Linked DNA regions of Homo sapiens: region 2 is linked to region 1. A link is an interaction called in ENCODE POLR2A ChIA-PET data of the cell type or tissue named here. Cell type or tissue: GM12878. All regions are shown on one strand. Links, peaks and the distances in the headings refer to the core of each region. The heading gives the core; the rest is flanking DNA.

Region 1 (13,134 bases), core at 5,018-13,017:
AACAGTATGCCTTAATTTTTAAAAGTTTAATGGGTAAAAGGGAAACACAAATTGCAAAGTTTCTGGAAAATGATGATAAGAAAAGTACTACATAATACTACATACCAGAATCTGTGGAATACATTTAAAGCAGTGAGCAGAGGAAAATTCATAGCCCTAAACACTTACATAAATGAAAATAAATTCCCAATTCAGAAATGAACAAAGTAAGCCAAAAGCACAAGGAAGGAAATAAAGATAAAAGTAGAAGTTAATGAGTTAACAGAAGAACTATACGTCTAGTTGATGAACCAATCTTGGACCCTTGAGGGAAGAGTCACATAATAGATGAATCACTAGCTAATTTAACCAAGTGGGGAAAGGGAGAAAGCACACATGAAATTTTAAGAAATAACAACGGGAAAATAACATTGGATACAGAGGAAATTGAGAACTATTTTAATACAGAACTATTTTGCACACCTCTGTACAAATACATTTCAAAACCTAGATGAAATGGATAATTTCTTAGGAGAATACAGTTTAATAAAATTGACCTCATTAGAGATTAAAAGAAAATAAGACCAATTTTCCTAGAAGAACTAAAAATTTGTCAAGGAACCATCCCACCAAACACCAGGCCTAGATGGTTTCACAGGGGAATTCTGCCTGACCAGATACTCCCGATGCTACATGAGTATAGAAAATGGAAAGCTAATTATTTTTGTGACGTAAGAGTAATACTGGACTGTGTGCAGTGGCTCACGCCTGTAATCCCAGCATTTTGGGAGGCCAAGGTAGGAGGATCACTTGACCCCAGGAGTTTGAGATTGGCCTGGGCAATTGTAGTGAGACTTGATCTCTACAAACAACTAAAAAATTAGCTGAGCACAGTGGCCTGTGCCTATAGTCCCAGCTACTTGGGAGGCTGGGGTGGGAGGATCACTTGAGCCCAAGGGGTGTTGAGGCTGCAGGGAGCCAAGATCGTGCTGCTGCACTCCAGGCTGAACGATAGAGCAAGACCGTGTCTCCAAAAAAAAAAAAAAAAAAAAAAGTAATACTGATTTCTTAGCCTGATCAAGATAGCTCAAAAAATGAAAATTACAGAGTTATCACATACAGATACTAATGAAAAACTATTACTGTGCAGTCTCTCACACTATATTACAAAAATACATTTTGATGAGTGAGTTTTATACCAGGAATACAAGGATGATTCAGTATTTGGAAATCTATTTATGTAGTTCACCATACTAATCGGTCAGAAGAGAAAAGTTGTGTTCTCTTTATAGAAGCCGAAAAAGCCTATGACAAAATTCAACACCTGTTCCTAACAAAAACTTTTCAGAAAATAGGAATGGATGAATACTTCCTTAACATACAATATTTTTATTTTTATGAATACACACATATGCACATGTACATAGCCTTAACCCTAAAGCCAGAATCTTATTAAGAAACACCACAATCAAGAATAGAGTAAGGATGCCCATTTTCTCCATGACTTAATATTATACTGGAAATATGAGTCAATACAGATAGAAAAGAAAACAAATGGCCAGGTGCAGTGACTCACACCTGTAATCCCAGCACTTTGGGAGGCTGAGGCGGGCGGATCACCTGAGGTCAGGAGTTCAAGACCAGCCTGGCCAACATGGTGAAACCCCGTCTCTACTAAGAATAAAAAAAAAAATTATCTGGGTGTGGTGATACGTGCCTGTAGTCCCAGCTACTCAGGAGGCTAAGGTGGGAGAATTGCTTGAACCCTGGAGGCGGAGGTTGCAGTGAGCCGAGATTGCACCACAGCACTCCAGCCTGGACGACAGAGTGAGACCCTGTCTCAAAAAACAAATTAGAGACATAACAGTGGAAAAAGAAGAAAAGATTGTTTGTTAGTGACGTGATTGTTTATCTGGAAAGCCTTAGAAAAATCAGTGACAAAACTACCTTCAAACAATTCAGCGAGGTAGGATATAAAATAATAAACCTTTGTGTAGTGAGAAAATAACCAGTTAAGAAAATACAACAAAAGAGAAGATTACAATAGCAACAACAAAACATAGATTGAGCATCCCTAATCCAAAAACCTGAAGTCCAAAATGCTCCAAAATTTGAAACTCTTTGAGCATGGACATGACACCACAGATAACCACATAGGCAACTGAGATAGTGACACCTTTGCTTTCTGCTGGTTCAGAGTACACAAACCTTACTTGATGCACAAAATTTTTTTTATACTGTATAAAATTATCTTCAGGCTATGTGTATAAGTTGGATATGAAACAAGTGAATTTCGTGTTTAGACTTGGGTCTCATCCCCAAGATATCTAATTATGCGTATGCACATATTCCAAAATCTGAAATGTTTCTGGTCCCAAGCATTTTGCATGAGGAATACTCAAACTATAATTAAATTCCTAAGGATTTACTTCCTTAAAAACGTTGTTAAAAACCTATGTGAAGCAGGCTATATAAAACATTCCCAAAAGACACAAAGCAGACTTGAACAAATGGAAAGACATCCACTGTCCTTGAGACATATCAAAATGTCACTTTTTCCAAAGTTAATTAGAAATTTAATGAGATCATAATATAAAAAGACTGATAACTTTTTGGTATAGAGTTGAACTATCTAATACTTGAAGTGCACTTGGAAAAATAAACATGCAAGAATGTAAAAACATTAAAAGATTTTTGAGGGGGTATCTAGCTCTGCAAGATATCAGAATACATTCCAAACCCTTGATGATTCAGAAAGCAAGACATTGGCACAAGAACAGACCAGGGAAATAGTGTGAAATCCAGAAATGGACACAACTACATATGGAAACCTAGCACTTAAAGTGGTATTTTAAATCACTGAGATAAAGATGGACATTTTGATAAAGGATGTTGGCGCAACTAGATAGCCATTTGGAAAAAATATTAGAACTGTTCTTCATGCTATACATAATAATAAAGTCCAGACACATTAGATCTAAATATAAAAACTATACAAATACCAGGAAAAAATACGGGAAAATTTTTCTGTACCATGCTTCAGGAAAAAATTTTCTGACTCATAATCAAGGTACAATGAAATAAAATACTGATACATTTTGCTATCTCAGATATTTTAAATGTATGGGGAAAAGCTTCATGTGCAAAATCACAATTTTCCATACATACAGATAAAGGGTAAATGTAAATTTCTCAATGCCAAGAACTTTGAAGAAAATTAAGACTAAAAACCCTAAAGAAGAAAAAAAGTAGGCACATAAAACCACACAAAATAAGATAACAAAAAAATCCTCTAGGGCCGGGCACAGTGGCTCATGCCTGTAATCCCAGCACTTTGGGAGGCTGAGGCGAGCAGATCACGAGGTCAGGAGATCAAGACCATCCTGGCTAACATGGTGAAACCCCGCCTCTACTAAAAATACAAAAAATTAGCCGGGCGTGGTGGCACACGCCTGTAGTGCCAGCTACTCGAGAAGCTGAAGCAGGAAAATCACTTGAACCTGGGAGGCGGAGGTTGCAGTGAGCCGAGATCATGCCACTGCACTTCAGCCTGGGCGACAGACTGAGAACTCCATTAAAAAAAAAATGCTCTGTAGAACTGCATTAAGTGCCCAGATCTTGGCTTTCAATACCAGTTCTTTGCTAATAAGGACTAGAGTTCCTTGGAAAAATTATTGATTTCAGGGCTGGAGCAGCATAGGTATAAAATGAGCCTGGAATATCTTGATAAGGAAGAAAGTAAGGAATTCCTCAAAAAAAAGATGGAAGTATGTCAAAAGGACACAGGAGGTCTGACATGTTGGGTCATGCCTGTAATCCCAGCACTTTGGGAGGCTCAGTGGGGCAGATCACTTGAGGCCAGGAGTTCGAGACCAGCCTGGTCAATATGGTGAAACCCTGCCTCTACTAAAAATACAAAAATTAGCCTGGCTTGTTGGTGCACACCTGTAATCCCAGCTACTCAGAAGGCTGAGGCACAAGCATCACTTGAACCCGGGAGGCAGAGGTTGCAGTGAGCTGAGATCATGCCACTGCACTGGCAACAAGGGGAGACTGTCTCAGGAAAAAAAAGAGGACACAAGAACCAGTTCAGGGACATCATTGTGGCCACATCTGGCATATTTTGAGCCCCAGAATAAGAATAGTGATGAATGATAAACCACTGGGAAAAAAATAGAAGTTAGTGAATTCATACTGATAATGAATAGGTAGGTATGTCAATAAAAGGGGGTTATGACAGGATTTCTTGCTGACTGATAAAAAAGTGCTGGAGTTGGGAAATCGTTTTGCAGCCATCATATTAATGTTTGGTTTGGCACAAGTTATCATTAGATGCCAAATTTAAGAATGGCGGTGAGATTTCAGTGAGAAACAATGTGGTCATATTTCAAAGTGTGTCCCTGAGGTTGCCGATTGGTTGCAAGGAGAAATACGTAGTATACAGTGGAAAACTGGACTACACCTTAACAAAGTAATCAACATTAACATCACCAGTGAGAGACAGATAGGAATCTTGTGACTCTGGTTACAATTTCCTGAGGACAAATGTAATATTATGGGGTACATAACCAGAGTCTCCTAAGGACACAGACACATCAGATGAACCTCAAATGAGAAGCATTCTGTTAAGGGGGAAGGGGCTTGCTTGCATTCTTCAAAAATAATTTCAAACGAAACACGTCAGTGTACACCTGTAATCCCAGCTACTCAGGAGGCTGTGGTGGGAGGATCGCTTGACACCAGGAGTTTGAGTCCAGTCTGGGCAACATAGGGAGACCCTGTATCTAAAAAAAATTAAAACTAATCTTCCAGATTAAAGGACACTAAAGAGATAGATACGACTTTTTAATTTTTATGTGATCCTGGTCTTGAAGGAGGAAATGCTATAAAGATATTGAGTCAGTTGGAATGTGGATGGTGAATTAGGGAAAAGTATCATATATTGTCAGATTTCCTAAAACTGATAACTGTGCTCCAGTTATAAGAAAATGTTTTTATTCCAAGGAAATGCACATTGAATTATTTTGTGATACGTAACTTTCAAATTATTCAGAAAATCTATGTGTTTAGAGAAGAAAAATATGGGGCAAAATATTAGTAATTGTTGTGTTTGAGTAGAGTACACAGGACTTCATTGTATTATTCTTCTAACTTTCCTGAAAGTTCAAAGTTACTTCCAAATAGAGAGCTTAAAAAAAAAAAAAAGACAGTGACAACTATACTGGCATACCATTTTTCATCCATCATTTTGGGAAAAATTCAGACACTTGGCAATACATTCCCAGCACCTCTGGGGAAACAAGCACTCTCAATATTGCTGGTGCAAATGATTACATTTCTTTGGAGTGGAATTTGGCAATATCTAACAAAATTACAAATACATATATCCTACACAGCAATCCCATTTCTAAAAATATACCCTGGAGGTATACCATGCACAGTATAAACACACAGATACATAAGTTCGCTGCAGCGTATTTGTAATTGCAAAACATTGAAAACTAAATGTTGAAACGAGAGATTTGTTGAATAAACATACACAATGGAGTACTATGCAGCTGCAAGAAGAATAAGGAAGATGTCAGTGCACTGAAATGGAATGATTTCCAGGGTATATTTCTAAACAAAAACACAGGAGAGAGGAATATAGTATGTGACTTTTGTGAAGGAAATGGAAATAAGAAAACATATATATAGCTGTACATATACTGTTTACTTTTTCAAAATGTACACAGGAAGAATGAACCGGAAAGTGATAAAGTTGGTTACCCGCTTAACAGGGTGGGTGGTGAGGCAGGGAAAGAAATGACATTTGAGTTACACCTATTTGTATATTTCTTTATTTTTGCAAGAAGGGTGATCTTCCCAGTAGTCCCCCCAAAAAATGAAATAAATCCAATAAGGATGATGGAGGAGACTAAAAACCAAAAGAAACCAATTCTAACTTATTTCAAATCAGTAACAACCACATTGAAATAAATAATCCAAGGAACTTTTATACTCAGTAGTCAGTCTAGAGAAAAGTGACTGCAAAGAAATACTAAACTCCAACAGTTTTTTTGTAGTGATATGCTGTAATGCTTCTGTAACTATTTAAATGTCTAAAAGGGTTGAGCAAATGAGTAGATAGGTTTTGTTAAGAGCCAGCATTCTGTTGAAAAAGACACAAATGTGAAGTGTGGGAAAGTGAGAAAAAAACCCTGTGGGGATGGCTTGGAGTTGGGGATTTAAGTGTGAACTCATAATTTTCTAAAATACATGTGTGTATATATATGTCACATACATGTGTGTATACTTTGTCCAGTGGAAAGGCCCAGAAGCAAAGAGATACCCAAATAGCAATAAGTACATTGAATACCTAGATCTTTATTTCTTATATCATTCCCCACTAAAAGATACCAAGGCTGTTAGGAGAAATGTTTGGTTCCAGGGCTGGGACAGAGAAATGGTTATAAGATAAGCCTGGAGTATCTTATTATGCAAGAAAGTAAGGAAATGCTCAGAAAATGATAGAGGCATGTCAGAATGACACAGGAGTAGGCTTTAAGGGGCTCCCACTGGCCTACTCTGGGACAGTATGATCACCCAGATAATTAAGGACAATAACGAGTTATAAAACCTTGAAAAGTAGGCTGGGCATGGTGGCTCATGCCTGTAATCCTAGCACTTTGCGAAGCCAAGGCGGGCAGATCAGTTGAAGTCAGGAGTTCGAAACCAGCCTGGCAAACATGGTGAAACCCGTCTCTACTAAAAATAAAAAAATAAATAGCCTGGCATGGTGGCAGGCACCTGTAATCCCAGCTACTTGGGAGGCTGAGGCAGAAGAATTGCTTAAACCCGGGAGGTGGAGGTTGCAGTGAGCCAGGATAGCACCACTGCACTCCAGCCCGGGCAACAGCGAGACGCTATCTCAAAAAAAATACAACATTGAAAAATAGAAATCCATGAGTTGATACCAATAATAAATAAAAAGAGAAAAAAGAGAGCTGTTTCTTAGAGAATGCTGACTGGTGAACGTGCAGGGAATGTTGGGGTTGGGAAATCATCACAGTGAGAGACTGGGCAAGAATCATTGGATCCTAAATCTTGAGTGAAAATTTAATGAGCTGAATATTTGCATTATCTTTAAAGTGTCTCCCCATAGATTGCTTATTAAAGAAAATAGTAAAAGTACAGTGGAGAAACCAGACCATATCTAGACCAGGTCATTAAAATTAACACCAGCCAGGTGCAGCAGCTCACACCTGTAATCCCAGCACTTTGGGAGGCCAAGGCAGGAGGATCACATGAGGCCAGGAGTTTGAGACTAGCCTGGCAACATGGCAAAACTCCGTCTCTACAAAAAGTACAAAAATTAGCTGGGTGAGGTGACACGTGTAATCCTAGCTATTCAGGAGGCCGAAGCAAAAGGATTGCTTGAACCCTAGAGGTGGAGGTTGCAGTGAGCCGAAATCACGCCACTGCACTCCAGCCTGGGTGCAGCCTGGGAGACCCTGTCTCAAAGAAAAAAAAAAATTAACATCACCAATAAGGGGTGGATGGACCTCGTGCCTCTGGATTTGATGCCTTGAAAATTATAGCATCAATTAGGCAGTGCAACCTAAGTATAATCCTGAGGGCACCTAAAACCCAAAACAAGGAAATTTTTTATTTTTTAAAAGAGGAAATCTATACAGAAGAATTCCAAATACTTAATATGAACATTCCACTCTCAAGAAGGGGAGTATATAACTCCCTGTTCCTTAAATGTGGGGTATACATAGTCACTTTGTTCCAAAGAGTATAGTTTAGGAAAGGATTCAGAGTAACTTCACAGCAGAGAAACCTGATAAACACTACCTCAATCAGATAGATGATCAAGTTCAACGTCAGCATTGATAAGTCATGTTAGTGTGTATCGTTGAAATGCTCTGATACAAAGGACACTTTACCTCTGCCATGTACCTGCCAAAAACATAACCCCAGCCTGATAATGAAGAAACTATCAGACAAATTCCAATAGAACAGTCAGCAAAATATCTGACCAAGATTCCTCAAAACTGTCAAGGTCATGAAAAACCAAGAAAACCTGAGAAATTCTCACAACCAAGAGAAGCTGTATGACAACTTAAATAATGAAAACTTAGGGTGACTAAATGTACTGTGGGATCTTGGAACAGAGAAAAGAACAGTAAAAATGAAGGAAAACTGAAAATGTAGACTTTAGTTAATGACAGTGTACCTATCAGTATTTCATTTATTGTAGCATGTTCAATACTAATGTAAGATGTTAATAGGGGAAACTGGGCCATATGGGAACTCTACTGAATTTTCACTTTTACCATAAATTTATTACTTCTCAAAAAATAAAGTCTTTAAGAAAAAAAGACTTTTGAGAACAGTTATAGATTTATAGAAAAAGGGTAAAAAGTCTTAAAGGGACCGCATTCTTAAAAGACATCAAATATAAAAAAAGATAAGGTCTCCCTCTAGATTAAAGACTAAGGCACATGACAAATGAAATATATGACCCTGGGCTGAAGAAGAAAAGAAGATCTTGTAAAGGGTGTTGTTGAGTCAGTTGACGAAACTGGAGGACGGATGGTAGATCAGATGAAAGTATTGGGTTAATGTTAAATTTCTTGAAGATGATAGCTGACCTATGATTATGTAAGAGAATATCCTTATTACTAGGAAAGGCACATTGAAGGATAAGGCAATAGTTCTCAACTGGGATTTTTTTTTTGTTTTTTTTGTTTTTTGCTTCCAGGGGACATTTGGCAATGCCTAAAGGTGTTTTTGGTTGTCACCGCTGGGGGATAAAGGCGAGTGTTACTGCCACAAATGATGCTAGACATCTTATAATGCACAGGCTAGCCTCCTACAAAAAAAGCATTTTCTGGCCCAAAGTAATATTGCCAAGGTGAAAAAACCCTGAGCTATGCTTCTACTTCTGATTTAGAGGTAAAAGGGCTTAAAGCATATAAACCATTCATTAATGGTTGAGAGGGAAAAATATACGTGTAGAGAGGAATAATTGGGAGAAAATGTTAATCATTGGTCAGTCAAGATAAAGGTTGTCTAGATGTTCTTTGTATTGTTGTAACTTATAAATTTATAAATAAAAAGTTAAGTATTTTATGGTAAAAACCTATAACCATCCTTAAAGAAAGTGATCTTATAATAAAGGACATGATCATATAATAAAGGGCAGTAATTTAAATTTAATGAATTAAGTTTTATGAAAAATAAAAAGTGTATTAGTTGATACAAATAGACATTTGCTCTTTTACTGTCTATCCCCTAAACTGTTTTTATTCAAGTTGATCCAAAAAAATTGTTTTTTTAATCTCATTGGGAAATGAGGGGCCATGTTGTTTTCACGCTTATCCAGTTCATTGACTTTTTTTTTTTTTTGAGATGGAGACTCGCTTGGTCGCCCAAGCTGGAGTGCAGTGGCATGATCTTGGCTCACTGCAACCTCCTCCTCCAAAGTTCAAGCAGTTCTCCTGCCTCTGCCTCCCGAGTAGCTGGGACTACAGACGCACATTACCACACCCAGTTAATTTTTGTATTTTTAGTAGAGACAGGGTTTTACCATGTTAGCCAGGCTGGTCTCGAACTCCTGACTTTAAGTGATCCATCCACCTCAGCCTCCCAAAGTTCTGGGATTACAGGCATGAGCCACCACACCCGGCCCACTTCATTGACTTTTATCACAAGTTTTGTTTAAATTGCTAGTGTTTATATAGTACATAAATAGTATTTACAGCTTCCCAGCCAGTCACTGTACTGTTTCCTTTCTGATACAACTTTGTTTCCTGCAGTTACTGATTGGTTCACTTTTTTCATTTAGTCAGTGTTGAAAGTGCCTGTTGCCTTTTTCCCCATGCTGCTGCAACAAGCTCCAAACACAAAGATTCATATTTTTCCTAGAATCCTTCCAGAGCCATCATCCATCTTCTTTTTCTAATACAATCTGGTTGTTCTCTAAACCCGCTATACAGCTGTAACGCTGAGACATCCCTTTATCATTGCTTTAGAAACTCTCGTTACCTCTGTGCTGTACTGAATCATGTAGTTCCTAAATCAACCGTCTTCCTCTTTCTTGGTTACTTTGATGTTATAATGAAACATATCTTCTAATCATCTCCTGAGAAAAAAGTGAACATGAGAGCTAAGTTTTTCGAAGGGGCTTCAGGGGCATATCTGAAAATACATTTTCTACCATTAGACTTGGTTGATAATTTGGCTGGCTATAGATTTTTTTAACAGCCTTATTGAAGTAAAAATTGACAAAATTAAACTGCACAGAAACATAGGTGTACGCTCATGAAACCTTCACCACAATCTAGGTAGTATAATCCTCATCTCTAAAAGTTTCCTCATGCTCCTTTATAACTCCCCTTTTCCACTCCTGGCCCCCACCCCATCCCCAGGTAATTACTGATCTGCCTTCTGTCACTATACAGCTAGTTTGCATTTGTAAAAAGAGTCATACAGTAAGACGTTTTTGGGTCTGGCTTAGGTTATCCACGCTGTGTATATCAATAATTCATTCCTTTTTGTTACCAAGAAGCAAAATGAAATCATTGTATGGACGTACCACAATTTGTGTAATCCCTTATTGATGGGCATTTAAATTGTTTCCAGTTTGGGGCTATGATGACCATTGGTGTTTATGTCTTTGTATGGGTATATGCCTTCATTTCTCGCAGATATATATGAGTGGAATGGATGGTAGGTGGTTGTTTAACTTTTTAAGAAACTGCCTGCTTTCCAACATGCTTGTACCATTTTACATTCTCATCCACAATGTATGAGAGTTCCATTTGCCACACTGACTGTAGAGGACTTTTATAAATTTTAGTCATTCTAATAGGTGTGTTACAGTATCTTGTGGTTTTAATTTGTGTTTTCTCAGTGACCGCTGATGTTGAGCATCTTTTCATGTTGTTACTTGCCATCTGTATATCTTTGAATTTCTGTTTAGATCTTTTGCCTCTTTTTATGAATTGGGTTATTTCAGTCATTGAATTTTGATACTTCTTTATGTTTCTAGATACAAACCCCTTATCAAATCTGTGATTTGCAAATATTTTTCCCAGTCTGTGCTTGTCTTATTCTCTTAAACATTGTCTTTCAAAGAGCAGAAATGCTTCATTTTGACAAAATGTAGTTTATGAAATTTTTTCTTTTTCTTTTTTTTTTTTTTTTTTTTGAGATGGAGTCTCACACCATCACCCAGGCTGGAGTGCAATGGCACGATCTTGGCTCACTGCAACCTCTGCCTCCTGGGGTTAAGCGATTCTTCCACCTCAGCCTCCCGAGTAGCTGAGATTACAGGCACCTGCCATCATGCCCAGCTAATTTTTGTATTTTTGTAGAGACAGGGTTTTATTATGTTGGCCAGACTGGTCTTGAACTACTGACCTCAGGTGATCCGCCCGCCTCGGCCTCCCAGGTGCTGGGATTACAGACGTGAGCCACCGTGCCTGGCCGAATTTTTTTTCCTTTATGGGTTATATTTTTTTTGTCATAGCTAAAAACTTCTTGCTTAACACAAGATTGTTAATATTTTTCCCAGAAGTTTTATAGAACTCTTACGTTAACTTACATTTAGGCCTATGAACTACTTTCAGTTGATTTTTATATATGATGTGAGGTATGGATCAAAGTGGTATTTTGGCATATGAATGTCTTAATTCTTCCAGCACCATTCGTTCAAAGACTATTTTTTTTTTCTCCACTAAATTGCCTTTTCAGCTTTGTCAAAAATCAATTGACCGTATATATCTATAGATATATAAGCAAACAGAGAGAGGTGATGGAGGTAGGCCTGTGAGGGCAGCAGAGGCCTCCCTGCCTCGGGCCTTGTGCCACACCATTGAACTGTGCCACATGCTTGGAGGGCCAGAAGATGAACAAGACTAACCTTGATGAGCAATGCACAAAGTGGCATAAAAAACATAGGCCAGACGCAGCAGCTCATGCCTGTAATCCCAGCACTTTGGAAAGCTGAGGCGGGCAGATGACTTGAGGCCAGGTGTTTGAGACCAGCCTGGCCAACATGGTGAAACCCTGTCTCTACTAAAAATAAAAAATTAGCTAGGCATAGTGGCACACACCTGTAATCCTAGCCACTCAGGAGGCTGAGGCAGGAGAATCGCTTGAACCCAGGAGGTGAAGGTTGCAGTGAGCTGAGATCATGCCACTGCACTCCAGCCTGGGCAACAGGGTGAGACCTCATCTCAAAAAATAAAAACAAAAACATAGTGTCATTACATAGTGTGAACAAAGCAGTGTGAACAAAACACTGGGGATATAGATATCTATAGGTAGAGATGTGAATCTATAGATATATATAGATTCTGTAGATATCTATATAGATATTGACATATCTATAGGTATGTAAATCTATAGATATATATATACACTCTATATGTATCTATAGATATCTATATATAGACCCATATATACCCATAAATAGACATACATATAGAGAGAGACCGATAGATAGATAGAGGTCTATTTATGGACTCTTATTCTGTTTCATTGATCTTTTTGTCTATATTCATGCTAAAACCCTACTGTCTTCATACTGTAGCTTTATAATATATCTTGGAGTCAGGAAGCTTTAGTCTTAACTTTGTTCTTCTGAAATTTGCTTTGGCTATTCTAGAGCCTTTGCAGTTCCATATGAATTTTAGAACAAGCTTTTGATTTTTACCCAAAAATCTGCTGTGATTCTCATTGGATTGTGTTAAATCATAAATCAATTTGGGAAGGACTGACATTTTAATAATGTTAATTTTTCTGATCCATGAACATAGTACGTCTTCCTAGTTTGCTAAGAATATTTTTCAGGAATCAATGTTAGATTTTTGTCAAGTGCATTTTCTGCATATTTCAAGGTGATTATATGGCTCCTCTTTGGTCTGTTAATGCGGTGAATTTATTGATTTTCAAATGTTGAATTAGTTTTACATTCCTGGAAGGAACATACTTGGTCATGCTAAGTTCTTTTTATATATTGTTAGGTTCAATTTGCTAAAATTTTGTTAACAATATTTTCATCTAGCTGGGCATAATGGGTCACACCTGTAATTCCAGCACTTTGGGAGGCTGAGGTGGGTGGATTACCTGAGGTCAGGAGTTCGAGTCCAGCCTGGCCAA
Region 2 (17,377 bases), core at 3,787-11,786, 420 kb before region 1:
GCAGGCAGTTGGTAATGTGATTTCTGGAAGAATCAGACACCACATTGAGAAAAGGCGCTACAGTAAAGGGTCACTTCCCTCTAGAGTTTTCAATCGAGTGTCAGAAACAAACCTGCTGTCATCAACATTCCCTACCCCTGCACGTACAACCCCCTTCTCCATCTTCAAACTTTGGATGACTTTCCACTGTTCTGAGGATAGACAATATTCTTACCAGGGTCTCCAAGCATGAATGTGGTCTGTCCTTACCTTTTTCTCCTGGGTCAGCCTACCTCATTCCCCTTCCCTTCTGGGCTCCAGCCTCTTCCTCTTACACATGGTCTTCCATGATGCTACAGGACACTTGCATATGTGCCTCCTACTGCCTCTAAGGTCTTCCCTCTTTTCATCTCCTCATGCCCAGCACAGTGCCTGGCACATGGGAAACACATACGGGTTTGTTGGAAGAATCAATGAGTGAAGGTTTGAGATATTTTGTTTTGTTTGGATTTGGTTTGATTTGACCTAAGCACGATCAAATGAAGAAACCAGGAGTCACAAAGTGGCTGCCAGGAGACCCTGGGACTAAGCTGCACATTCATATTTTTTGGCCATGGCCTTTGCCTAGCCTTCTCCTCTGTTGAGACAAGCAGCCTGGTCCCATAGTCATCCATTTGCAACCCCAGGCATAAACATGCTGCCTACTGAAACTTTGGTTTAAATATTTGGTTTCAATTCTACATACAGTCACATACCACCTAACAAGATTTCCTTCAATGACAGGCTGCCTATGTGACAGTGGTCCCCTAAGACTACAATATCGTATTTTGATTGAGCCTTTTCTACGTTTAGATACACAAATACTTACCACTGTGTGCAATACAATTGCCTATGGTATTCAGTACGGTAACATGCTGTGCAGATTTGTAGCCTAGGAGCAATAGGCTATACCATATACCATCTGGGTTTATATAAGTACACTCTATGATGTTCACACAATGACAAAATCACCTAATAACACATTTCTCAGAATGCATCCTGGTTTTTAAGCAACATGTGACTATAACTTAATTGACTTTGATGGAAACTCAAGAGGCAACATCCTATATTTCCCATCAGTGTTTTAGAAGAATGACAAAACCCTGTCCTTAAAATCTCCATGTTTTCCAGATAAAGACCCTGAGGTCTAAAAGGGAGCAGTGACTCACCGAGCACACCTACCTACTGAATGACAGAGCTGTCATTCAAACTCAGCCCCTTTGACTCCCAGCCCTGTGCTCTTTCTAATATTCATCCCCTACAGTCAATCCACTGCGGGTTTAATGGCTTTGAAATAAACCAGTGTGTGTTTCTGCTTATTAAGTATCATACTTTATGCAATTAATGTGTACAAAACCAAGCCTAGTTTTGTGAACAGTTTATCCAAATCGCTGCGCAGCTTCATTTATGAGAGGAGAGAAAACCCTCCTCTGTTATCTAATAGATGTTATGTGTCTAATTTTCCATGAATATATCAGTTAGGACAGTAGCCACCTAAAGTGACTCTTCTGAATTAACCCTGAGTGAATAAGATGGCTTTGGCAAGCAGTGTGTGAGGATTCAGTCTTTCCTTCCTCCAGGATGGGGACTAACTGTGAAGTGAGCTAGAAAAGTCTTCTCCGTCAACCCCTTGGTGTGCATCTACTGCAGGTACTGAGAGTCATTGCCCCTGGATATTTGAAAAATCACATTCCTCTCCAATTTAGTTATATCTATACCAGTGAAGCTATAAACTTTTATGAATAACTATAAGAGGATAAAACTTCGCATTGTGGTCTCCCGAAATATCATTCAATCACATTGCCCTCTGGACACCACATTGCTGAAGCTTTCAGAGCCTTTCTCAGCATCACAGAGACATGCTTTGGCCTGAATTGTCTCATGATCATCTAGAAGCTGTCTTCCTTGTTCACTCCAGAGCTCAGACCTCAGGCAAAAGACATCCCAGGCATCAGGTTGAAGCATTAGATTCTATTTTTTTTTTTTTTTTGTATACTTCATCCATTTAAGTGAGAAGTAATTCCACTAAAATGGATGTTAATTTGGTTAGCTCTATCTAAATACAGGTACTCCATATTGAGATGTTCATGTCCCTTTTTTTCTGCTTCATTCAATTGATGTGCTAGATCACATTGGAAGATTTCTCCAGCATTGATTTACCCTTAACTCCTGATATGAGCCCTACTTGATTGTAATAAATTATTTTTAATGCTGTTTTCCACTAGCTAGTATTAATTTTGGCTTTTTGCATATATGATCGTAAAAGATATTGGCCTATTTTCCCCTCAAATATCTGCTGGAATATACTTATAAACCCATCTAGACCAACGCTTTTTTTTGCGTAGGAGATGACCAAAAATAATTCTTGCCTTAACTCAAATGAACTACATAACATTAAATCTCTACAATAATTAAAACAAAGCGAGCCTTTATTAATACTATTTATGTGGGCTCTGGAATGACTTAATATTTAACAAAAATGCCCTACACATACCAGTACAGTGGTTCTCATGGGACAAACTCTTCCACAGAAATAGCAACAATCCTAAAAGAGAAAAGGTATTTGGTATGAGACATGTTCAGTATATCTATTTTCATAATACAAGAATACGAGCTACAGAAAGAAAAGACTGGCAAAATCTTCTTGGTAGTCATCTGACAATAAGATAAAGTAAGATGCAAATGTGAATGATATATGGACTGTCAAGAAATACAGTCCCAAAGTGTGAATGGCCTGACTTTGTTGTTATCTATGGAACTTAACACGTCACTTCATCATTCTAGGGCCTCTCCCTTTATCAGAGCCCCAGCAGCCAGACATTTCTAATAATAATCACTGCAACTCCCATTTAATGAGGGCTTACTTTGTGCCAGGCACTGCATTTGAAGCCTCCTTTATCCCATGTACACCTGAGCTCATTTACATGTTTTGGTTCATTTAATCAGCACGATTATTTGAGTGGTTATGTTGTCATCACAGTTTTGCCTGTGAAGAAATTGAAGTTCAAAGAAGACCAGAAGACCCAGGACTTGGAGCCAGAGCCTAACTCTCCTCATCCATGCCCTGTGTTGGGATGAGTTTGAGGTTGCAGGAGCATGGGGAAGAAATAGGCTTAACTAAAATCAGCAGAAGTTTCAAAAGGACCTGCAGACCTCATCTCTCATTCTTGGATGGTGGCAGCCACTGCCTACAAGTCACTTCTGGGAGGATCTAGACGTCGTGCAGGAGGCTCATCCCACTCTGGCTTTCAGCAGCTCCTTTATAAGAAGTTGAAGGATGCGAAGGCCTGGGGAAGGAATCGAGAAAAAGTGGTCTCGAAACGCATTCCAAGTTCCGGGAAAAAAAAAAAGCATCACGGAACTTCCCTGATTCTTTATGTGTTTTATCTCATCTGTTTATCTTGTTTACTTATACCCTGCCAAGTTCCTGAAAGACTGTGTCATTATCTTGTTTCACTCTCATGACAATTCTTAGATAGATGCATCCCTATATTATGCATAAAGAAATAATCAGAGGGGATAAGTAGCCCCACATTACTTGGACAGAAGAGGTATCTGACTAGGCTCAAGGTCTTGCATTTTCCAGCATGATCCTGCACCCAAATATATCACTCTACATTTGTGCAAACTCCCATACAACTTGATGAAAAACATGCTTTAAAATCCAAGTTGTGTTATCTTTTGGGGGAAAATAATTACATTCCATGCTGGTTTTCTAGGTTGGTATGATAGCCAGACCACATTTGGGGATCTTCTGTCAATGAAACTATGGAAAATTATTTTTATTTTTAGCCATAATTGCATTCCATAGCCTACAATGCAGAAAATCTCATCACCGGACAGACCCATGATAGTTACCAAACCTTAGGGTGAGAATGTGGTGGCTGGTAAACATCAAACTGTGTTCTTCTCTGCAGACTGTGTGTGCTCTTATGCATGAAGACAAACTTGTTAATGACTTTCTATAAATAAGTTCTAGCTTATAGTTGTTCCAGCAAAAGCTGCTGAAATGTGATCTCCCCTCAAATACAGAACACCTTTCCTTTTCTCTTTACTTTCCTGTAGAAAGAAACTATTTGCATATGCTAATGTGAAATGAATAGTCACTGTCACTTTTTGTCTGTGTGACCTCAGAAGAGGTGCTTAACCTCTCTGTGCCTTAATGTCTTCACTTCACCTATTTATTTTAGGAACAAATGTGGTAATATGGGTGAGCTGTTTTAGGCTATGGAATATACAGCATTCATCTCTGGACTTCTGGGATCTGGCATAGGGTGGGCATTTGGGACCTATACGTTGACTAGAATTCAGCTCATTTGAGTTGAATATGCCTTGAAAAGTTTAAAGGACTATATAAAGGTAACAATAGTAATCATCATCATTTAAAGGAAAGGGAGAGCTTAATGCTTAGGTTCTCTCAACATGTATTTTCCTATCTGTATAGAACACTTACTGGAAAATATATGACTGGAAGTTCTTTATTCATCTCCCAAATTTAAACTAGCAGCGGTCAGAAAACTACAGTCACAGACCAAATCTAGCCTACGCTGTGTTTCTGTAGCTTTACTGGAACCCAGCCACGCCCATTCTTTTATATTTTGTCCATGACTGCTTTCATATTATAAAAGCAGAATTGAGTAGTTGTGACAGGTACTATACAGTTGGCATAGAAAAATATATTTACTATCTGAATCTTTACAGGAAAAAGTCTGCTGACCCCTGAATTACAGTATGAGCCATTCGGAATGCATTTCTCTTTAAAAGTTCTCGCCTCATTCAGTGTCTGGAACACAGTGGGTGCTCCCCAATAGGTGACACCTTCCTCAAGTTTCCTTGGGAGAACAGACTCAATGTCGGATCCACAAAGGAGACCTGCACATACCTAACCCCTATTTCTGCAGAAGCTGAAGGCTGTATTATCTATTGCTTGCATAATAAATATTGCATAACAACAACAATAGTAGCTTACTATGGAATGGTTACTGCATGCCAGGCCTTGGGCTAAGTGCTTTTTTATATTCGGTTTTATAGAATCATCACACAGTGCTATGAGTATTAGTTATGAATTATTACTATCCCTCTTATAGATGAGAGACTTGCTCATGTAAGGGGACCCAAGGGTGAAACCAGGCTTTGCAACCCACGCAGCCCAATGTGATACTCAGTGTCTTGGTTCCCATTAGAGATAACCTTTGGAATTCCAGACTGTTCTTTAACCAGTTCAGCCAAGCGCCTTGTTCTCTCTGTCCCTTGGGACATCACACTTCATTGTACAATAGACAGCCTGCATTGCTTCATTCATTAACAATTATTTATTTCTGCCTTGATACAGTTAATATGTACCAGGTATAGGAGATGTCACAGGGGCCAATAAGATAGAGCCCATGCCTGGATGAAGCCTAAAGTCAGTCTAGGGAAAGAGGTGAGCATTCATCAGTCACACAACGAATGTCAAGCTAAAACTGTGATATGTATTTTGAAAAGTACAGAGTGCCATGACAGTGGATCATGGGGATCTCCCTCAACAGGTGACCCTTGAGCTGAGATACAAAGGAGTTCATAAGTAGGAGTCAAACAGTGAAGGGAGGGAAGTTTATTCCCTCCCTTCTCTGTTTAAGGGAAGGGAAGCATAAGAAACAGAATAAGCATGTGTTCTAGGAAAGGAGGAAGCCCAGTATATAAGGGAGGCTGAAAGAAAGACACTGAGCAGAGCACAGAAAACAAGGACACATGGTTAGAAAAGCCAGGGGCCCCAGATGTGCATCTTTATGTTACAGGCAAGGGGAAGCCACTGAGGTGTTTAAGCAGGGGTAAGGTGATAGCATTGTCACTGTGAACGCCACGTGTGGTCTTCTGTTCCAAGGCTGCTCTTTTGCGCTCACAAAAGGGCTTCTGCTAATGGAGCATCACGCTGAGAAAGGTGATCTAAGGTCTGAGAACACAGCCTGTTGCCCTCCTGAGGCATGAGGGGTGAGTGAGCAGCCCCCGGCATGCACTAGTGCATCACCTTGCTACCACAAAATGAAAACTCTGAGACCTGTGCAACTGAAGCTGCTCCCAGCTTAACCTATGACAAGTGTGGCTTGTGTCAACTTGGAAGCCTGCTTGCAGCAGGTCTGCTTATTTAACACAGAGGAGTACTTGTCTGTTAGCTTGAAAGCTGAGTTACCGGTCACCAAAGGCCAATGGTTTTCAGGCTTCCACTTCAATTAAGTGCATAGGAGAAACTTTGCCTCTGGTCCTAAGAAAATTCTAGGACATAAGTGAAATTCTTCGTTACCCTTAGGATGGAATCAAGACCCCCTACCTTGGCCTGCCAAGCTCTCCATGGTCTTCTCCTGCCTTCCAATACAATTTCTCCTCATATCACCCTCCCTTACTTAGGAGTTGTTCAATAAACACATGTTGAATGATTGGATCTATGAATGACTGTATAATCATGGGCAAGACATAGCTCCTCTTTGATCCTCATTTTCTTCATTTTTAAAAGTCATGGGCTGAGAACTAAGACCTTGATTTTCTCTAAGACCCCTTCTAAGATTCTATGAGATGCAGAATTGGTATTCATTCAGCAAATGCTTGCCAACATCTCCTCTGAGCCAAATCCCATCACCAGGGATGTGATGATGGATATCCATGCCCTTGAGATGTTTACCCAAAAGTAGACACAGACTCAAAGAGAATAGTTTCAAAATAGCATGTGCTTGAGTATGAACTCAAATAGTCACAGGAACTGGGCACAATCCCACCTCTGCCACTATCTCTCAGAGGCTTGGTGTCCCCATGACTCAAATGGAAATAATGGCACTAACTCATAGAAGTTTTCAAGAATTAAATGAGTTGTTTCTGCTGGCATCGTCTCTCACACAAAGAGGTGTTCGACAAATGTTGGTAATGATCATCCAAAGTGGTGATGATGACTAACTTTAACAATGATATTCAGCACTCATGTGACTGTACTGGGCGTCTATGGTTTACATCTGTTCTGATCACCCGGTACCCATCCCATTTTGGTTGCAAAGTATTTTGAATTTTGATTAGTCAGGGTTCTCCAGACAAACAGAATCAGTAGGCTATATACATAGATATATAAGAGGAGATTTATTGTGGGAATTGGCTCACAATTATGGAAGCCAAGAAGTCCCACAATGTGCAGTCTGCAAGCTGGAGAACCAGGAGGTGCTGATGGTGTAATCCCCAATCCCAAACCACAGGGAGAGAGGTGGTCGCTAGTGTAAGTCCCAGAGTCTAAAATCTGAAGGCCCAAGAACCAGGAGCTCTGATGTCCAGGGGCAAAGAAAGAGGGATGCCCCAGCTGAAGGAAGAGAGAATCCTCCACCTTTTTATTCTATTCATACCTGCAATAGATTGGATGTTGCCCACCCTCGCTGATAAGGCCAGATCTTCTTTACTCAGCCTACTGATTCAAATGCTAATATCTTCTAGAAGCACCCTCACAGGCACACCCAGAAATAATGTTTTTCCTGCTGTCTGGGCATCCCTTTGCCCAGTCAAGTTGCCATATAAAATTAACCATCACAAATTTGCCTCCTGGGTGAGAGCATCATGAGAGCAGAAGGGAGCTGCACTTGGTGTTCAGAGACAGTGTTTCATGGAAGGTGTCCTGGAGAAGGTAAGACACAAAGAGAATAGTTGCAAAATAGCATGTGCTTGAATGTGAACTCAAATAGTCGCAGGAATTGGGCACAATCCCAGCTGAACTATGAGGTAAAGAAGGGTAGGCAAGGCTTCCTCAGTCCCCACTTTGCCCTCCTCCACACCAGAGAGATCTTTCAAAAATGCACATCAGATCAATTGGTTTCTTATTTAACACCTGTGACTTCCTATTGTGTTTGGAATAAAATCAAAGCTCCTCACCATGGTCTACAAAGCCTTGCATGAACTGGTCCCATCTTGAGCCACCTTCATCCTTTCCCAGCCATTCCTAGCCGCTTGTCCCTATCTCAGGCTCTTTGCATTGGCCGTGTTCTCTACAAGTGATATGCTTCCCTCTGATCTTCCCATACCTGGCTCCTGGTCATCAGGATTCAGCTCAAATGTTAGCCTACCCAAAGACTTTTCACCAACCATACTACAGAATGTTGCCCCCACTTCTGCATCCTCGCCCCCATTCTTTCCACTACTACCTTTCAATCTGTAAGTAAGTCAAAATCTTGTTTTGTTTCCTTCAAAGCTATCTTTGCCACCATCTGAAACTATCTCTAGGAGGACAAAGACCTTCTCAGTCTTATTCCAATTGACCTCAGCACATAGTTGGCCCTCAAAGATTTTTTGAACAAATGAATTCCAGGCCCATGTAAAGGATTGAGGTGAGGTGGCCTTTCTGAAATGAGAAGTCAAGTCACATCAGATCATGGAGGACTTCTTAGATATAGAGAATGCACTGCATCATGGCACCAGCCATGTGGGAGCATCATGACAAGACTGGTAGTATTCTCCCTGGAAGACTGCCTGCCATTTCTCAGTCTTGCATTTCCAGGAAGCTTCTCTAGGAGGATACTCGCCTAAAACTAATTTAAAAAATCAAGATTATTAAATAATTTCCAGGAATCCAGGTTTAACCCTTTCACATGGTAATGCCAACTAAACTAGCAGAAGCCCTCAAGGCATCTCTTTAATGAATAGCTTAAATTCTTGAACTTGAACTTGGTGTTTAATTAGCATGTCATCATTAGCCCCCGAAGAGTTTGCTCTCATTGTCCCTGCAGTCTTAGTCAAATCATGCACTTGCTCAGACAGTTGAACAATCACTTATTGATCATCTGTTTCACATCAGACACTGTGATTACTCTGCATAAGCCTTAAAGTTGGGGCTCAGTTAAGGTATAGCTTAGGGCCCATCTAAATTATTCAAAATTCAGACTTTATATGGTTGAGATTTAAAAGTGTTACCTATACATGGCAAAAAGAAATCCATCCACAGGCATCACTTTCAGAACCCATCTGCCAATCTGATACTCTGTCCCTAGCAGGATGTGGTTTGCACATTGCTGCTCCCCAAGCCCAAAGTCATGGTAGGAGAAGCAGTGAACCCTGCTTTTCTCCAGACCCACCTGGACCCATGCATATTGTGAGTGGTTAGTGGGTATTGGGTTAGCATTATTGTGCCTGGCTAGGGAAGAGCAAAGGCAACAGCTGCAGGAACTGTGATCACCACCAACAAAGACCTGGAAGGCAGTAGAAAGGAAGCAGCACTTTTTCATGGTTAAGACCTGCTGTTCATGCATGAACTGATACAGGTCCCAGGTTATCTTTGATGCCCAAACTGTGTTCTTACAGCTGAGAACAAAAAGCCTGGTGACTGTCAAGCTGTCTCCTGTGCTCTTCTGTTGCTCCTAGATGTTCTGTTGCCTGGGGAAATCTCCTGGTGCCTCTTCAGCACACAAACATACACATTCTGTAAACTGCAAAGGCCTATAGAGCACATCTCTGCCTTAATAACCATCATCTGAAATTAAATACCCCCCAACCTCCACCTCTATTTTCTCCTGGCTCCAATCTACCCTCTTACAGTCCATGCTGATTATCTCATTCCCCTGCTCAAAGCCTTTCTATTGCTGACATTCCAGGGGTCCTATGATCTGGACTCAGCCTGTTTTCCAACATAGGTGATGCATGTGCTCCTTAACCCACCCAAATTGAAGTGGAGAAGGGGTAAACAGCCAGACAAAACAGGACTCTGCTCACCAGCCAACAGTATCTGCTATAGCAGCACTTCTGAAACTTTAGCGTGCATCCAAATCACTAGGAATTTGAGAAAATGCAGATCTTGATTCAGGAGACCTGGGATGGGGCTCCCGATTCTGCATTTCTAACAAGCTCCTAGATGCTGTGGCTGCTGCTGATCCCTAGAGCGCACACTGTCATCTTATTAACATCTGACTGGGGGTCAGAAAGAAAATGCTCAAAACTCATATTCAAAATAGCTTTATTTCTAGAATGTATTAACTATAAATTCACCAGTTTTGTAAAGCAAAAGATCAATTTCATGTGGTTCAACCTAACACAATAGACAGTCCATCAACAACTACTAATAGAAACCAAAGCTCCTGATATCAGAATCCTAGCCAACTCACCTTGGAACAGAGAGGAGGCATGACTTCAGATCAAAGTTTTAAATGTGTTAACTCAAGCTTAAAGCACAGCCTCAGCCCTGTACTTGCCAGCTCCTTTCTTACAGTTCCTGGCTCCCAAAAGAACCCCACCCTGAGAGGCAGCCCATGGCCCAGGAGACTTCTTCCTGCCTTTTTCTGCCTTGCAAGCTGGACAGAAGGATCACTCCACTGGATTGCCTTTCATGTCCCTCCTCTGTTCAGAACATGCTTTAACTTCAAGGCATGTCTGGAAGCACTGGCACATCCCCTGGCAGTTTTGTTGGTCACCTGTATCAGTGGGAAGAAGTTAGCAGATGGCAGGGTGTGTTTTGTTCTCATTAGAAGCTTACTCAGCACTGGAAGGGAGGTGTGCTGAGTGTGTGAGAACCCCCCAGTCCCTGGTTCTTCCACCACCTGGCAACATTTCTCCACCTGCAGAAAGTCCTGGTTGTGTGGGGGTACAAGGGAGGGGGGATTAAAAGTCCTGCGGAGGCAGAGCAACGCCTGGCCTGCGGTTGCCTTTCTGATGGCAGAGTAGCTACTATAGAGTCATCCATCTCCACTGGCAAAACTCATAGGTGAAAAAGCAATAAGCAAATAGGATATTTCAAGAGCAGCAGTAACATGTGCTCTCTTCATGAGAAGTTCCTCTACACCTCAGGAGGCTCAGGATATTCTCAGATTCAAGGTACTGTCCATCTGACTAGGCATTGATGGGATATTAATGTTCATTGATTATGTTCCACTTGTTCTGAAGTCCAACTTCCCTCTAGCTGGTAAGCTTTTGATGAATACAAGTATCATCCCAAATCAATTAAATCAGAATGTGAGAAGGCATAGACAGGCACAGGTGGGCTTTAAAAGCACCCAGGTGATCTGGATGCACAGTGAAGGTAGCAAACCACTGGGTTAGATATGGTTTCTTTTTCTCAAAGTTCAAGGAAAAGCATCTTTTTTGATCATCACATTTCTCAACTTCTAAAACTTCACCTTTTTTAATGCAATTCAAGATATTGGCAATAATGAGTACTCTCTTACACTTTCAGAGTCACAAATCACTTCTACATGCACTATCTTATTGGATTCTCAAATCAGCCTGTGGAAAATGCTAACACCATTACAGAAAGATATATGATGTGCTTGCTGTGACATTGTTTATAAGAGACAAAAAAATGGAAACAACACGAAAGCCAGCGAGAAGATGGTTAAATATGTTATGGGTGTTTGTGCAACTGAGAATTCTATAGTTATTTGGAAGACTTGGGGAGATCTATATGCATTGGCTTAGAAAGATAGCTACAAACTACTTTTAAATTTTAAAAAATCAAGTTCAGAATCATAATTATTAATCATCCCTTTCTGTTTTTTTAACAGTTACTGTGGACTAGGGAATTTATTATTTTTTATACGCTATGTGTGTTTGTGTGACTTATAAGCACAAAACAAGTAACCACAAGGATGTACACTAAACTGTTAATAGTTGTATGTATAGCATGGACTAGAATTAGAAAGAGGTGGTGGGGGGGGCATCACGTTTTTTACTTCTATATTTTAATTTGTTAAAAAATTATGCTTCTGGCCGGGCGCAGTGGCTCACACCTGTAATCCCAGCACTTTGGGAGGCCAAGGCGGGTGGATCACGAGGTCAGGAGATGGAGACCATCCTGGGTAACATGGTGAAACCCCGTCTCTACTAAAAATACAAAAAATTAGCCTGGCGTGGTGACATGCGCCTGTAGTCCTAGCTACTTGGAAGGCTGAGGCAGGACAATCACTTGAACCTGGGAGGCGGAGGTTGCAGTGAGCTGAAATCGCGCCACTGCACTCCAGCCTGGGTGACAGAGCGAGACTCCAACTTAAAAAAAAAAAAAAAATTAGGCTTCCATACTGTTAAGAAAAAACTGTTTTAAAATCACAGCCCTGAGATGATGAATTTTAAGGAAAGATCATCATATCCATTTTTCAGAGGAAACAATTGATCCCAGTGATGTGGGGTAACTTGATCATGTGGCTAAAAATTGCTGGAGCATCTGTTTGAACATATATGTATGTTTATACACGATTTTTAAAAATGAATTTAAAAAAATTAAGTAACAGGAAAAAGGCTCAACAGGTGGACTGATCCTTATTGAATGAGGAGGAAATAAAGTCCTACACAACCAGATGACCGGGACAGGCTGGTGCATCAGAAGCCTGATCCATCAGCTACTACTGCATCTTGCAGGCTGGCCAGTTTCATCCCAGTCATGGCTGACTCAGGACCTAACAGCTCCCTGTTTGCTCCGAGGCTGCAAGGAAGATTTACTGGCTGCCAGTGGCAGCTGTTGGTGGTGCAGCAGGGACACAACATCCACCCCTACAGGGCAGTTCCGTTCCTAATAAGGAAAATTCACTTTACACACGCTTTAGGGGAAATGTCCTGGGATGGAGCCAGAGCCAGATGGGCTCTGAGCTTATGAAAAGCATGCTTGTTACCAGAAAACATTTGCAAATATGTATGGGTATTTTTGTGTGCGTGTACATGCATTTTACACACATATGCACACACATCCCTCTGAAATCCCTTCAATTAAAATTGTCTTCCAAATTGTTCCTCAATATACTTTGCAGTTCACCCTTATGTAGGGGCAGGTGCTATGCCTCATACCTTTTAATGTTGGATTATTGTTCTGATTCTTGTTTTTCCCTCCTGCCAGGTGCAGCTCATCCACTATAACCATGAGCTATATACGAATGTCACAGAAGCTGCAAAGAGTCCAAATGGATTGGTGGTAGTTTCTATATTTATAAAAGTAAGTCTCTTGCATTCCTTCATTCTTCTCACCATCCCCACCTCAATCAGAATACCAATTTACGGTCTCTGTTGGAGTTAGAAATATTAAAAGGGGTGCTATCCATGCCTAAGAAAACTATGGGATGGTGCCTTTTATATACATGAGATTTATGAAAAATGAGGCCCCCTGCAGTGAGATGCAAAAATGATAATCTCCATTTCAGAGCATCTGGGCCTGAGGATTCAAGCAGCTTCTGTCCTAGAAAGAAAAAGGGGGCTAGATCCAGGGACAGGCTTTAGGACCCACCTAATGCAGTGAAATCAGAAGGATATAATACTAGAAGGGTGGGTGGCTCACTAATGCCCCACAGGATTAAAGTCCTGTTCACCATTCAGCTGCCCCTTGTAAACATAGGAAGAAGTGAGATGTCTCTCCCCTCCAGGCACTGCACTAAATAGCTCCTTCCAGCTTCCTCACAATTGCTCTGAGCATCATCTTTCTCTCTCGCTCTCCCGTTCCTTCATAAGCCTCCCTGGTAATAAGATTACCCACACTGACTTTATGACATTTTGAGGAAACTCCACATCTCCCTAACAGTCAACAACGACAACATAAAATCTCCAACCAATCACATTCTAATTTGTTTAAAAAAAAATACTAATTACCTTTAACATTTTAGCAGATGTAGAGAGAAGCAGGTATGCAAATTTTTTAATAAAAAAAGAAATTGCTTTTCTAATTAGAAAAATAAAAATTAAAAAAAAGCAATGTGTGGCAGTTCCAAACATTAGCAGTCACCATGCTAGCCCCTGGGGATGTTTTGGCCAGATCATTAGAGAAAGTGCCCCAATCGGAATTGGGAATCTGATGGAGATGATCAATAGATCAAAACTGCCACCAGGGAATTTTAACAGGGCTGTCATGATGACATCATTATTACTCAGAAGAATGGGCACCTGGGGCACTGATCCCTCTCCCCGCCCCCACAAAAGAATTACCCCGTGCCATAGGCACTTCACCCTCCCTGGTCATCCATGCCATGCCCCCTCCTAACTTCCTCACCCTCCCCTTGGTCAGATCAGGGCAGACCTATGCACTGGGCAGGGGCTGGATGGGGCATCCATGGCATGTTGCTATCCCTGGCCACTAACCTCAACCTCCTCTGGTTTGTCATTAACAAAGAGAGGAAGGGACATTTGGCCAGGGAAGCATATTTTTAGGCTTTCATGCCTTTGTGATACTTGACATGACATCTCAAAGGAAACTGGTCCCAGCACAGATTCTAATGGTATCTCCTGGCATCATCACAAACCCTGGAATAATAAACAGTAGATTTCTGAATGCCAGACACTATGATATGTATTTTACATCTATTTTGTTGTTTAGTAATAAACTCAGAGGTTGAACATTCGTGTTGTATCTTACAGATGAGTAAAATTATTCAGAGAACCTTTGGGATTTCACCCAAGTTCATGTCGCTTATAACAGCCCAGCCAGGAGAGGATCCAAGTCTTCCCTGACTTTAATACTCATGAAAGAATGGCTTACTCATTCTATGCCTCTCCAATAGAGCTGGGAGAGAGCAAGTGAGGGCAAGAAGGGAGTACATGACATTTTAAAACATTCTTCCCACACTCCCCACAACCCCATGCTACTCATAAGCACAGGGCAAATTCCTGTATCTCTTAATCAAGCCCTGATTATGGCATTGATAACCAATTTGTACATTCAACCTAGGCTGCACTCACTGTGAAGCCGTAGATAGGTCACAATATTGTCATGTGTGTCCAGGAGCTCACTTCCCCCTATGACTTTCCCAGCACAAATCCTGCCTGCCCCAGCAATTCCTGTCCTTTGGAGAGTGTCTCGGCCTTGGTCCTGACTTTACCTCATGTGTCTGAAAACTTGAGTCAGTGACTGTCATTCTGGAGGCACAGGCACATGACAGCTGACAGAGTGACGGATACACTGGGAAGCCAACAACAAATTACTGGTGTGTTTCACAAGCTCCTACAGAAATGTTCATTCCTACCGAGCTGGTGACTAGCAGCTGGGGTTTGCAAGTCCTAGTTGCTTGCCCACAGGCTGTTGAAAGAAACTTAGGCTGTAGACCCTGAGGTCAGTGAAGGGATAATAACTAGCTCCTGCATCTTCTCAGGTCAGTTTAGCTCCTAGGGATGAAGCCATTCTTTCCCTGAGCAGACCTGAAACTTTCTTGCTAGATCTCAAAATAAGCCACAACATTTCTGTCTTCCCTCCATATAATCAACTCCCAGAAAATCAACTCCACCATGAGTTATTTAAGCTGTGACTGACCATTCACTCATCTCAAAACTCTGATGGAGCATGAGGTACTACAGGCCAGCCCTCTGCTAGGCACTGGTATCCAGAAGTAAGATGAACAAAGCTCTTGGTCCCTAAGGGTGCACAGCCTCTTGTAGTTGTCCTCCCCTCCTTCTGAACTCTCTGCCTTCCCTTCCCAGCAGGGTGGGCAGGAGTGGGATATGACAAGCCCCACATCCTGGTAGTTTAGTCCTAGAGTTATCACCCTGGCTAAAAGCTGAGCCGTAGAAAAGCTGGAGTTACTCTCTAAAAGGAGATACTTGCTTATCTATGAGTTTTATTTATCTCTGTCCTCCACAAATCCCCCACCCTTGCTGTGACCACAGGGAACTGAGATTTGGCTGTAATTGCTGCTCAATCACACACCATTAACTTCCCACTTAAGCTCACTTATACCAAGTACATATTTTATCCTCTCACCCACGCAGCCAACACACTAGAGCCCACAAATCATCTGTGTGCACTTTGGAAATTTTTCAATTATTTTTAATCAGCTCAAAATGGTCTGCTCCCAACGCAAGGGCTGACCAGACTCACCAGGTACCAGGAGCTCAAGGCACCCAGGAAGTAAGGTACATAACAGATTCCTTACCTGCCACGACAATATATTCCTAGCCATCTTTCTTTCATGGGGTGCATCAGCACCAGGAGCAGGCTTCAAGCTATCTTTTAAATGGCTGAAGAGGATGTCAAAGTAGATGTTGAATATAGCACTGAGGGGAGCAGCAGTATTCAATTTGGGACTTTTTCTATTTAGGGATGGACTTTTACCTCCACTGGGCATTGTCACTCACCAAGCTCCCTTTGGTGTGTGTCTCACCACAACACAGCCAGGAAACCGCAAAAAGGGAGACAGATGGAGGGAAAATAAACAGTCTGTGCTTTCTCCAAGCTAAAATTACCTGTTGCTTATCTAATAATAATAATCATCTGCTGCAATTTTTCCAACCCTCAGATAAATCAGATTTAAAATGTTGATGTGTCACAACATCCGATTAGCCACTGAGACATAAATTACAGAGCAGAGCTAAGCAAGGTAGGAGAGAAATGACTAGGATGAACAATGGTACCCCAGAAAAGGCTGAGTAAACAGGTGTTTTTAAGAAAACCCTTTTCTTATGTAGGGCCACATCACAGTCTCATCAATGATGGTTCCCTGCTGAAGCCCCTGGAAACCTGGTTTCTTCTCCCAACAGAGGAATTTGAAGCTATAAGGGCATAGGCATAAAATGGGAACTGATCCCTGAACATCTGGTACAATGTTTGGCCCATAATAGACCCTCTGCAAATATTTATTTGTTGGGTGGGTGGCTGGCTGGCTGGCTGGCTGACTGGCTGGCTGGATGGATGGATGGTTGGTTGATTGAATTACATGGCTTATGATATACTCAATTCATGCAATAATGAGCAGTGATACTTTTCAGTTTTTTTTTTTTTCCATTTCCTTATACCTCTATTCTGGGTACTCTTTATGTCTCACCCTCTACGTAGATGAATTTCCCCTTCCTAACATGTCAGTCCCTACCTTGCTTAAAAGCCTGACATGATCTGGCCCCTGCCAATCTTTCTAGGCTCACTTCCTATCCTTCCCCATACCCTCAGCTCCAAGTACACTGAAGTCTTTGCATGAGCATGCCTGGTTCTCACTTCCCCATGTCCGTGTATGTAAAGATTTTCTGTATGAAATGCTTTTCCTTGCCTTTCATCCCTTTTCACACTCTATCACCAGAACGCTTTGTTAACTTCTACCCATCCTCTCAGACTCATGACTTAGATTCTCAGGTGGTGGCTGGTCTTCCTCCAACATCATTACACCAATGACTCAATCATAGCACTCTTCACACTATATGAGAACAGTTTGTTCACTTACCTGTCTTCCTCTCTAGACTGGGCTGTCCTTGAGAATAGGGACTCTGGCTTTGCTCTCTGAATTTGCAGCTGTCATTGTGTTTGGCTCATGGTAGATACTCAGTAACTATGAATGAATAAGTGAATGTCACGGGGAGATGTTTGTCCTGCAAGAGTGATGCCCAGTCATTAATATTTTCTTTTCTCCTCCAGGTTTCTGATTCATCAAACCCATTTCTTAATCGAATGCTCAACAGAGATACTATCACAAGAATAACA

What was found. ChIA-PET counts read pairs that join two places held together with the same protein. Peaks named below come from ENCODE experiments on the same cell type or tissue, not always from the same donor. Only the 100,000 strongest peaks of a DNase experiment are listed, where the experiment ranks them.
Region 2: POLR2A ChIA-PET joins it to region 1 with 5 read pairs; 2 of 35 experiments call an interaction of 5 or more read pairs at or near these places.

The regions. Positions count from the first base shown.
Region 1 is chr17:51,235,341-51,248,474 of GRCh38, reverse strand. All of the region lies in intron 2 of MBTD1 (mbt domain containing 1), which reads left to right. Among named protein-coding and RNA genes, the nearest start is that of MBTD1, 18 kb to the left of the region's middle. In GM12878, for the core only: no CTCF peak of the experiment used is centred there; a DNase peak (open chromatin) is centred at 9,984; H3K4me3 peaks cover 1,111 bases; H3K27ac peaks cover 1,286 bases.
Region 2 is chr17:51,649,189-51,666,565 of GRCh38, reverse strand. It overlaps CA10 (carbonic anhydrase 10), which reads left to right. Exons shown (of 9, transcript NM_020178.5): 5 at 12,830-12,925; 6 at 17,312-17,377. Among named protein-coding and RNA genes, the nearest start is that of LINC02073, 220 kb to the right of the region's middle. In GM12878, for the core only: no CTCF peak of the experiment used is centred there; no DNase peak of the experiment used is centred there.